2 separate regions of the Mus musculus genome follow, and region 1 is linked to region 2. Evidence: chromatin loops called from intact Hi-C (ENCODE). Cell type or tissue: gastrocnemius. All regions are shown on one strand. Each heading gives the region's core, and the rest is flanking DNA. Links, peaks and the distances in the headings are about the cores only.

Evidence for each region. A loop is a pair of places that touch in the nucleus more often than their neighbours do. Peaks named below come from ENCODE experiments on the same cell type or tissue, not always from the same donor. Only the 100,000 strongest peaks of a DNase experiment are listed, where the experiment ranks them.
Region 1: it touches region 2 in a loop (3-fold over the local background); 3 of 42 quality-filtered maps call a loop at or near these places.

Annotation. Positions count from the first base shown.
Region 1 is chr13:3,891,081-3,896,832 of GRCm38, reverse strand. The region is part of intron 3 of Net1 (neuroepithelial cell transforming gene 1); the gene reads left to right. Among named protein-coding and RNA genes, the nearest start is that of Net1, 24 kb to the left of the region's middle. In gastrocnemius, for the core only: no CTCF peak of the experiment used is centred there; a DNase peak (open chromatin) is centred at 3,268; H3K4me3 peaks cover 2,390 bases; H3K27ac peaks cover 2,290 bases.
Region 2 is chr13:3,534,540-3,540,291 of GRCm38, reverse strand. Gdi2 (guanosine diphosphate (GDP) dissociation inhibitor 2) reads right to left here and starts at 2,217. Exons shown (of 11, transcript NM_008112.4): 1 at 1,949-2,217. The coding sequence starts at 1,993. In gastrocnemius, for the core only: no CTCF peak of the experiment used is centred there; DNase peaks (open chromatin) are centred at 1,820, 2,273 and 2,600; H3K4me3 peaks cover 1,940 bases; H3K27ac peaks cover 2,186 bases.

The DNA of each region.
Region 1 (5,752 bases), core at 2,134-4,633, 360 kb before region 2:
TTACCAAGCTGTGCTATTTTTAGATAAGTGAAGGATAAATTTTAATTTTTCACATCTTATTCCCCACACAATGGAAATTCAACCGGCTGATTACCTCCATGGTACCATCAGTCAAGAACTGGGAAAACCTTGCTGTTGAGAGCCTCACTGGGCATGACCACTGGTTGAAATAAGGCCTCTCCTAACGTTAACCAACTAATTTATCTCTGTGCCTATCCTGTTATTGTAAGTCACCTGAAGTCCCAGCCTTTGCCTGTGGTCTCCTCTTTAAGACATTAGCCATTATTAAATGAACATCGGCACAGGACTCAGGAGGTTTAGATTTGAAATCTCGCTCTTCTGAACCTCGTTCTAGTGCTTTCTACGCACTGTGTAGGTTACCAGAACATATGCTGAGGGGTTTATGCCTGGTCTCTTGTCTGGAAGATATACCACAACAAAGTTGAACACGTTCAACTCTTTCCAGGCACGGAGTCACCAGCACCTTTGGATAAGTTTCTTAAATTCCCATCTTTCTCCGTCTTCAAGGTGACAGCAGTGATGCTTTGTAGCATTATTAAATAAAGTCACATGCATGGAGCTGTAACACAGAGTTCCCTTCCTGTTCTTCACCCCTCCCTTTAAGTTTCCTCTTGAGTAAACTGAAGAGCATGGGTCACTAGTCTGTGCCAGCTGAACGTGGACATGTCCATGTTGTGACTTTGGGACGTTATCTAGTTGTCTTGTTCAAGATTAGACCACAAACCTACACATTAAAATGAAACTAAGAGTTTACTGGCCAAAGGTTTGTTGTTTTCGTTTGTTTGCTGTAAACTGTTTTGGTTTTAACTGGTCCACTATGCTAGATCCAGTTTGTTTCACATAGACTTTCTGCTTGAGACATCAGTCTTTCCCTCTAGGGTCCCAGCTGAAAGACGGAAATGAAAACTATCCTTTCCCCTCCTTATCTTGGCCATACTTCACACAGAGCTAAGTGGAAAAACAGTTTTGAGAAGACGTTGGGTAAGAGACCCATGAGAATCCCTGGCAGCCTCTTTCCTAACCCCACTGCACTTCCTTCTCTTCCCTGCTGGGACTGTGTGGCCATGCTGTTGGCCTCACTTGCGTTGGTTTTTAACTGAGGAAGCTAACTGGACCAAGTGTCTCAGCGGGTCCTGCTGGCCTACACTATTTATTTGTATTATCTCGAAGGACCTTTGATCTTACCTGAAAGTCCATGATATTCACGTGCCTCCAAGTGAAGCCGTGTACCAGCTGCTTTTACAAATAGTCATCAACTCTAAAGCAGGCTCCACCACTCAAACAGCAAGATGCAGAGCCCTGCGAGACCCTGGTGGTGGCCTGAATGTGTAGATACAGACATAGCCATGGCCCTTCCTGGACAAGGTGGTGCTAGGCTGTACATTGGTAAATCATGCTTTAGTCTCACCTCACTGTTTGCCACTGATTCTCCCGCCCCCTTGCCAGGATTTACCTCTGTCCCTGCTGACAGATCTGAGATGCTCAGTAAAGATCTGTAGCTCTTTCCCTTCCCTCTTCCCCTCCTTCTTGCTTTCTCTCTCTTTCGTTTACAGAATTATTTTTCCCCGGTGGTCATTCCTCCAGTATTTACCCCTTGGACTGTGTTTTAGTTCAGATTTTTCCAAAGAAAATCCATGCAGATATCTTCTCCACACCCCTCCCAAATGACTCCAGATCTGACTGAGTGGCTTCAGTTGTGTGTTCTTGTTCCTTCAGATGCAGTGGATCAAAAGAAATTTAGTATTTTCTTGCAAAATCATTGTTCAACTTGTGAAACAGTTGCTCATATGTTTAAAATCGTTGACACATTGCATTTGTCCTCAAGCTCTTGGTACCTTATGCCTTCTGAGATTTGCCTGGTTTCCCAGTCACCTTTAATCACCTTCAACACCTCTAGCCCCAGGTGCCTGCAAGGTCATCAGCCTGTGGCCTTGTAGGAAGGAGTCTGTCTCCTCATCCTTGTGCTCTTACTCAGTCCTGGGTGAAGCAGCGAGGCATTGGAGGTTCACGGAAGCCCAACCTGGAAGCCCAACCTTTAGAAGTTTCCCTGCGAGCTTTCCCACCCACGTGTCAGGCAGGAGGGTAGCCCTGAATGGCACTTGCTAACTACACGGCTTACTTGGACTTGCAAAAGCTTTTACCCCTGCCTCTCCATACAGCCTGCTTCCGCCGTTACACACTAGGGTCTCGGCTACAAAGCCTACACTTTATCACCCAAGAATCTAGAGTTGTGCCTTTTCATACAGGGCTTATTTTACACTTGTAAATACTTCACTGTAGCTTTCCAGTTTCCCAGCATATAATATCTGCACACTGTTAATTAAGATGGGCCTACCTACTGTGCAAAACAAATCCGGGAGGAAGTCCGCTATATCTCAGGTCCTAACTTGAGAAATAGTGCCCTTCCATATAGGAAAGTTTTGGACAAGTTGGCAGCTGGCCTCTCCTGGGTGGCTCTCCCTGGGGTGGGGCTGTTCTTCCCTTTAAAATGCCAGGCTTTGTAAGCTGGACTGTTGGACCTATGAAGACCATATCAAGATAAGTTTAGGGGAGGATCCTGCTGTGTGTTTTTATGGCATAAATGTCTCACACCAAGATCGGTATACTGATCCTGGAAATTTGAACTAGGCCCGTCTAGCTTTTCCCAGGACCAGGTGGTCCAATAGGAATAGAGTGGACTGAAGGTGCCCTCTGTGGTTCCCTGTCAGTCCTTGAATTTAAAAAAAGGGGGTGGGGGGAGCAGGAACTACTTTAGATTTTCTGTGCACAAAGTAACAGATGTACTGTGACATTTTCATATAGGCCTCTCCCCCATGAATCCTTTGGCCCCCATAGGAACCTTGTTTTAAGAGGCAGGTAATTTTACCGTTGTGCTTAAGCCGGTGCTGCTGGGTAACTAGGCTCTTCTTTACTACATAATTTTTTAACCCACAAGTCTTTGCTGCGTAGTTTTTTAACACATACTCAGCCCTTTCCAAGGCACTAATTTTAGAGAAATCTCTAAATTTTAGAGGTTCTCTGTCAGTAACTAAGTGCTAGAGAAGTAACTGAGATAGGTTCCTCTGGCGTTCACTCGGCCTCCTGTGGGCTTCGGCTCTTTCTGTGCAAGTTCCAGTGCCTTTTTTATTGCGAGGGACCGGCTTAGCTCAGGCAGCTCCGGGCTCTCGCGGAGCAGCCTAGGTGCGCGCCCCTCCGCAGTTATCGGGAGTCACGTGGGTCCTGGCCCCGCCCCGGACTCCTGAGCTCTGCGTGCGTGCTCGCTGCCTTTGCAGAAGCAGAGCTCCACCGCGAGCGGAGGCATGGGCGCATGGCTGCCGGGCCAGGCTGAGCTCTCAGAAGAAAAGCCCGGCGCCTTGGCGGCGTTGCCCTGCAGGGCTGACTCGCATGTGGACTAACCCGAAAGATTTGAAAGGACACTTGTAAAGCATGGTGGCGCATGATGAGATCGGAGGTCTCCTGCCCATTAAAAGGACGATCCGAGTCTTAGATGTTAATAACCAGCCCTTCCGGGAGCAGGAGGTAAGAGCAGACCGAAGGAATGCTTTCCAACTCCGCAGAACTTCTAAGATTTTAAACTTCACTTTCAAACTTTTAATCGTATTACATCCTAAAATGTGCAACTATTATAAGCAAGGCTGAAATGTGTTTAAGAACTGTGGTCTAAGTTTAAGCAATTTTTTTTTACTATAGCATAGCTAAAATTGTGAAAAGTTACATACAAAGGAGATTTTAAATATATGAGTCTCTGGGTAAACATTTCTCATGTTCGATATGGTTGTGCTTCCCCCCCCCCCCCTAACTTGCATTACTAAGTCATGGAGACTGTTTTAAGAAAGGAAAGAAAAAGAAAAATATTTTCCTCTCGATGCTGGTGAACAAGTGAGTAAGTCCGACCTGGGATGCGTGTTCATTCTTTCCCTGTGTAGTTAGGCTTGCCGTTCCCTTTTTCCTTCTGAAAGGGTATTTGAGTCGGGGGAACACTGCCTGCCTGGCTTTCTAAAGTCTTTATGAACATTTATGGAAAAAATTATTTCATGCAATTTTTTTGTAATCTTGGCAGTTGATTGGTGCTGCGGTGTTTCCTGCTGCCAGTAGAAATGGTTATGGGTTCAGCCTACCAAATCTTTTGAAGATAGTGATGGTTTTTTACGAAAAATATATATGTAATTGTCCATTTTTTAAATGAGCAGTTTAATCACATGCCTCAAGGAGACAGCTTGTTATATACAATCATTGGGGCGCCATTGGGGGTTGATACTGAATTTTGTTATTTGTTTGGGTTCACTTTTTCTTACATTTTATAAAATCAACAAGAGAATGCTTCTTCCTACAAGGCTGTGAGTGAAAATCCCCAAGGTAGTTATCTTTCAAGGCCCTCAAGGTTGAGCCTTTTCCGTAGGATGAGACATGGGCTATTTTCCTGGAGCATCCAAATAACCAGGGTCAGAGTCCCTGCTTCAGAACACAGCCCTCATGACCTAAGGAAAAATAGTTTGTAATCAAAACTTGCCTTTATCTCTCTCAAAAAGCCTTTTTTATTCTTGTTTTTCTGTTTTTCAAAGTTGTTGCCAAGTGAGCGATTATGTTTGAAGGAAGGAATAAAACCGAGACGCAGGCTGCCCTTTAAAGTTCCATGATTTGACTGACCCTGAAGTATGCCTTGTCATGACATCATTGGGGGAAAGGTTACCCAAGCGGCTGTGCTTATAAATAAGATACATCCCAGGAAAGCTAGCATGAAAGTAGACGTAACTTTCTTATAGATACTTTGGAAATATTTTAGGACACCTCCCCTAAGTAGGGGAGGTGAACTCAAATTGAGTTCTCAAAGCCCAGCAGGGTCAGGCAGCTTTCCTACTAGGACGGATGCTCTGGCCAGCTGAACTAGATAGTCTGATTAAAGATTAACCTAAGTAAACAGCGTAGACCCCTGAGAGTGGCTTTGCCCCTTCCAAGTGAACCTTAGCCCTCATAAAAGGTTGCCTGTTGCGATAGAAGTTGCTCGACGTTAGCCTTGTTAGCATTCATGTTTATTCTCCCAGATTTGCTGCTTGTCTTTAGGGGAGACAGGCATCAGTGTCTATGAATCCTAGTGTTCACTGTAACAACCTTCCAGCTCGATAAGCAAGTCACCACCATTATATAATTAAGCCTGGCCTTGGGGGGCTGGGTGTCTGTGCCTGTGGGGGAGTGTGGGTGTGTACTTTCATCAAGTCCAAATATCACTGCTGAGTCCTGCCAGGGAGAGGTGCGTGTAGGTGTAACAACAGTCTTATGGTGCAGATGTTCTTGTCCTTAATAAATCAGATAACTGAAGGAGTTCTCTTGGACCTGTAGAAGGACTGCTTTGCTTATAATTTTCCTAGCTCAAATTGTAATCCATATTCCCAAAGATATAGATTTTGCCCCTACCTTTTTGCTGACTCTTAAGTGCCTAATCCATTTCACTTCTCCACCAAAAATAAAATAAAATAAAATTATGTTTGATCTTTTCTTCAACTAGTGTCTGTATCCTGAAATTGACAGTGATATGTTTTTACCTTTCATTAAAATTTTTCATTATTTGAAAAGGAGTTCCCAAATGGTTGTTCCACCATGTTTGCCATTTTGGTTTGGTTTGGTTTGGTTTAGTTTAGTTTAGTTCTTTTTGGTTTAGTTTGGTTTGGTTTGGTTTTTGCTTTTTTTGAGTTCACACTGGGTAGCCCAGGCTAGGTCAGGCTAGCCTGGAACT
Region 2 (5,752 bases), core at 1,256-3,755:
ATTTAGCCATTCAAGTCTCCCCAACTGACGGGGTTGAGGGTGGGGGGTGGGTGTTCCAATGGCTGGGTGTGACAGTATGTGCCTTTTAATCCAAGCACTGACCAACTACTGGGAAGGCTAGAAGGTAGAAATATCTTTTAAATTCAGGGTCAGCCTGATCTATATAGGGAGTTCCAGTATAGCTAGGCTACAGAGAAAGATCTTGCCTCAAAAAAATAAAAGAAATTCAGTCATTCATTCAAAGTTAAGTAGATGGCCTTGTAGGTGAGCAATGATGTCTATCTCCAGTCTACTCTCTGGGCAGTCACATGTTACTGAGCCTTGAGCAGAACATCTTGGCCTTGCCTTTCATCCCAACACCCAGAAGGCAGGGATAGGCAGAGCTCTGCATTCCTGGACAACCAGAGCTACAAGGTGAGAACTTGTCAGAATTCAATAATCTCTTCTAGCAATCATTCATCACTTCAAAGAGAAAAATAAGCTTTTCCTAAAAGTATTAAAAGAAAAAAAGTAGAATAAAAAATCTTGAAGGTTTTCTCTAAAACAGTTATTTCCGAGTATTTTATCTTAAAGATATTAATTTGATTCTAAGAAATGCCAATGCAAGCTGGGCGGTGGTGGAGGCAGAGACAGGCGAATTTCTGAGTTCGAGGCCAGCCTGGTCTACAAAGTGAGTTCCAGGACAGCCAGGGCTACTTAGAGAAACCCTGTCTCGAGGAAAAAAAAAAAAAAGAAAGAAAGAAATGCCAATGCATTTCAACAAAGTCGAAAGCCGTGGGGCTCTTATTAAATGACTTGGACATTTGATGGATAGACATATGGGATCCATACATCAATGTTCCAGATGAAGTAATTTACCCATAATTTCACATTCAATACCCCCCCCACACACACACACCGCAATTGATATTCAAAATGGTCGGTTCTCTTCCCAACTCCTTTTTGCAAAAGATCAGCCCTTTTGTCACAGTGGGGGGCCGGGGGGAAAGCACAAAGTATAAAAACCTGTCTATATTTTTCCCATATTTAAGCAGATAGATACTGACGAAAACGTACTGGAGCATTAGGGACCGCCTTACATTTACATACCAGTACATTCACACTGCGCATTTATTTTCTAACCTCCCAGAAGTGTAACAAGTACAGAGAACTTAGCCTCCCCCTTCTCAAGAAACTGTGGCGGCACGCAATAAACCAAACAAAAGGGAAGCACGGGCCGGACGTGAAAAGTATTTAACAGACAAGTTTTGAGAAAATTCATTTCCCATTTCAAGCGAGTGGATGAGAGGGCAGTGAAGCAATTAGAAAAAGGGTGTTTGTTTTTTTCCTAAAGAAACTCGTTTCATGATTTTCTCTAGAAACTTAAGTTGGCCAAACTCTAGGACAAATTATCGATCAGCGATCATCCTTCTGTTTGGCTTTCTGCGCCCTGAGACTAGCTGAGTAAGCTGCTGCTGCTGCTGCTGCTGCTGCTACTCGCCACTTACATAGGAAGTGCAGGCGCCAGCAGCGACTCCCTCCCGCTCGGTCCAGGGCTTGCCTGCTTCCAAGCGGGAGAGGTCATTCACCCAAAGGGGAAGTGCAAGGAGCACAAGCTGTTTTCCCGGTCCTCTTCCTTCCTGCAGGAGGACGAGGCTGTCTCTCTCCGGCTGCTGGGCGGTTCTGCCCTCAACTTCCCAATGGGCAGGCTTCCCACGGACACGTCCCGGCTTCCACATCCTGGTTTTCCCTAACACACTACCGACGCCTTCAAATCACTGCATCCCAACAAGCCACGACCTCCCTATCCCAGACTCAACGCGGGCGAGTGGGGACGGCCCCCAAGGGGGCGCAGACACCGGCAGTTCGGGCGCGGGCGAGGCTCGTGCACACCGATGGGACCCGCCCTCGCCCCCGGGCCCGGCGGAGGCCGGCCGGCCGCGTCTCCCCGCAGCCCGCCGCAGCTCACCGTCAGGCCGGTGCCCAGCACGATCACGTCGTATTCCTCATTCATGGCGGGGAAAGGAGCGCACGCGGGGGCTCGGAGGCCGCCGTAGAGAAGGGAGCGAGAAGTCCGGCCGCTCTGGGCCCCGGGGGTCGGGGGGAAAGGGAAAAAGCGAGGAGAGGAAAAACGGAGCTGAGGAGGAGGAGAGGCCGGCCGCCACCTCAACGGGAAGAGAAGAGCAGGGAGGGGAGGGAGGGGAGGCGGGGAGAGCGCGGGGTGAGGAGAGCGAGCTCCGGCGCCGGGGCGGGGCGTGCGAGAGGCCGACGGCGCCGTCAGTCAAGGGGATCCTGCTCTCTCATTGGTGAATTTCCTTAACCCCACCTCTCCCCCCCTCGTTCCCCTCTCGCGAGAGAAGGGCGGACTGCTGCCATCTTGGCTTCCGGTTTTGCGCTTTTTTTTTTTTTTTTTTTTTAAATTTCACCCGTCTTGTGCTCCTGTGGTATGGGCGGCGACATGCGAAGCTGAGGGTCTAGTTGAATAGGAGGAACAAGGCGGAAACTGCAGCTGGGCTACCACGTGCCTGACTCTCGCGCCAAGGTGTGAGATGGAGCACGGTTGTTTAGGCTTCGGGCCACGGAGCCCAAGCTCCGCCCTTGGGACTTTGAGAGGTGTACGTGCATCGCCCTGGCCGAGCGGGGCCAAGTCGTGAGGACGCCAGCCTCTCCGAAGGTTGGCAGCCTCGTTGCCTCTGCAGCTTGGCTCCTGGCCCTGCCCCTGCCCCTGCCCGCGCGGGGCTGGGAAGACCTCAGGATTCTGTGTGCCCTGCTTTAAACTTGTATGGTTCTGTTCGAACAAATAAATGTGTTCTAAACTGGTATCCATGCTTTAGGTAAAATGTGGTCCAGAATGGCTTTCCTATATAATGCTCCGCATTCTAGCTTGTGATGCAAAGCAGGTTATAAATTTAAGAGTTGATAACCCTGGTACCCAAGCAACTGGGCTTCAACTAGTCTCTCAGGCTGAAGGCTGCCAAAATGTGCTTATAAAGGCAAATGCTGAATTGCACTATATTTTGTATGTTTGCTGTGTTTCAGCCTCTACATGCAATTACCACACTAGAGGTGGGGCTTCTGAACCATCTTTGGTGTGCTGCCTGGTTCTGGATCCTGATCCTTGTTAAAACTTTGTTGAATCTAATTAATTTCAGAGTTGTTTTGTTTTGTTTGGACAACAGAATTGTCAGGGTGCAAAGTAGACCTTCCAGTAACCCTCAGGACCATTAAAGCAACATTTGCAGGCCCCTTGGACATCAAGCTCCACTGGCTTTGAACTAGCTGTGCTGTGCCTCGGCCCTTAGCACACACCTTTAATCTTGCTGGAATACAGGCACACCCTAAGTGCACACCTTTGATTCCAAAGGTAAAACTAGTTTATTAGAAGGAAGCACCCATGTTTAACAGTGATGTCTAATTGAGTGGCTTGACTGAATCAGAGAAAGGTTTGCCAGGTTATACCCAGCTCTCAAAAGAGAGAGGGAAGGGAAGCTATTTAAGAGGCAGTACAGAAGAGGAGGAGGAAGCAGTTTTACTGTGACAGTTATAAAGGGACAGGTTGCAGAGAGGACAAATTAGACACAAGTAAAGACAGAATGAGTCAAAGAAGAGGCGAAAAACCAAAACAGATTGCTATAGTTAAAGGTCAAGCAGAGCAATTCGGAAGAAGCAGAGAGGAGCCAGATTGAATCAGTCAGCTTGGAGAGGAGTTTGAACCAGAACAGCTGAGTTGAACCATCCAGCCAGAGTTCAGAAAGAACTAGAAAGGGTGAGTTTATTCAGCAGTAAGTCTCAGAGGCTGAAAACATTCTAGGGCTACATTAGATTGTATGGAGGCTGGAAGCTTCTGCGACTAGGCCTACATTGGCAGAAAGGAGCAGTAAGTCTCCCAGATGACAGTTACACAGGAGAATAAAAGTTGCATTAAGAAGCTGGGTGTGGTGGCGCACGCCTTTAATCCCAACACTTGGGAGGCAGAAGCAGGCAGATTTCTGAGTTTGAGGCCAGCCTGGTCTACAGAGTGAGTTCCAGGACAGCCAAGGCTACACAGAGAAACCCTGTCTTGAAAAAACAAACAAACAAAAAACAAGTTACATTAACATACTATATACATACCATATGTAATCTCAGCCAGCTTTTTTTGTCTTTCCTTTACCCCCAACTTTTACTAAATCGGATTAGTTAAGTGGTCCCATTTGCTAGCTGGGTTAAAATCATAACAATTTTAAGAGTCAAACTGGAAAGTACAGTTAAGAGGAATGAATCCATGTAAGAGCCTTGACAGATACTTTTTCTTGATTTTTTTTTTAATTTGGGAAGCAATAATTATTTTTACAAAAGTTCTTTCCAATTCAAGAAGCCCAGGTCTTTCCTTCCTTGGACACCAGCTAAAGTTCATTTGCTAAAATCATAAACCCAAACTATGTATAATTTGTTGAGGACATAGGTTAAACAAATGCCTTGGAAAAGCAGTGGCCACAATGGAAAAGAGGATTTTTATAAAGGCATACTTGGAATAAAAAAAAAAGAAATAAAGTCATCAACCTTGACAAATGGAAGGGCTGTTACCTAGAACAATTACTACCTAGCATGCACAAGGCCCTGGCCTGGTTGGCTGGAATACCCATTTCATCCCCAGCACTACAACAAATAATTGTTTTCAGATTCCCTGTGTAAATACGTCTTGTTTTTAATTAGGATGAAGAAGCTGTGAGCTGATAAGGTGGCTCTGTGGTCAAAATGCTTGTGACAATAGCCTGACAACCTAGCTCCACAGAACCCACAAGGTGGAAAGAAGAGAGTCAACCTCACAGTTGTCGTCTGGCCTCCGTGCACAGCCACGCATGCAAGGTCAAAAACATGCTTACAATAGTAATGAACACAATGGAAAAGGAAATCAATCAATGCTTCCTTGAAATTTTCTTTGGAGAAACAATGAAAAGTCTGAGCAACAAACCCAGTACTTTACACCTGACCATTCCCTTCTTTTGTATAGGAATGCTCTGATTTGACTAACACTTATATATATATTTATATATATTTTCCACTTGAAGACAGTCAAAATAGGCAGACATTGCCTTATGAGATAAAACTTCTGACCAACCAGGCCTATGCACATGCTTTTCTCCATGCTCTGAGGCAGAACTTGCAGCCATCCCAGGAGAGTTTCCAAATCTAAAAGAAAACCTTCAAATTGTTACTAAGCGTTGCTAAAATTCCCTCCCGTGAAGACTTGTAAACTCACTCTACCTTCTTCTACATCCTCAGGACAAAGCAATTATAACTCCACCATAGTTCATGCTGGAGAACCATTGACTTTATTAGGCTGGGGAACCCTGGAAAGTCTACACCCAGCACTCATGAAGACCACACACACACACACACACACACACACACACACACACACACACACACTCTTAACTGTGTAGATAGAGTACCTATCTCTTCCTTCCCCCATCTATATATACCCTCATCCTTCCCACCACCACCACCAAGGTCATATTCAGTTGGGGCAGAATTGTACATAACTGGTTGGAAGGGTGGCTAGACATTCAGATGATGGTCCTATGGCCCTCCCAATGGCTCCCCCAAAGGGAATGCCAGCAGTACACAAACCATCAGTGATGATCATTGGCAACCAGGGAGTGCTTACCTCCTGAAAATGGTGGCCGTTTAGCTTGGAGAATGATCCTGTACAACAGTAGATCCCAACAGCTTTGGAAGACATGTGCTTAGCTTTAACTTAAAGTCTTCAGCAGATAGACACTTCAGTTCT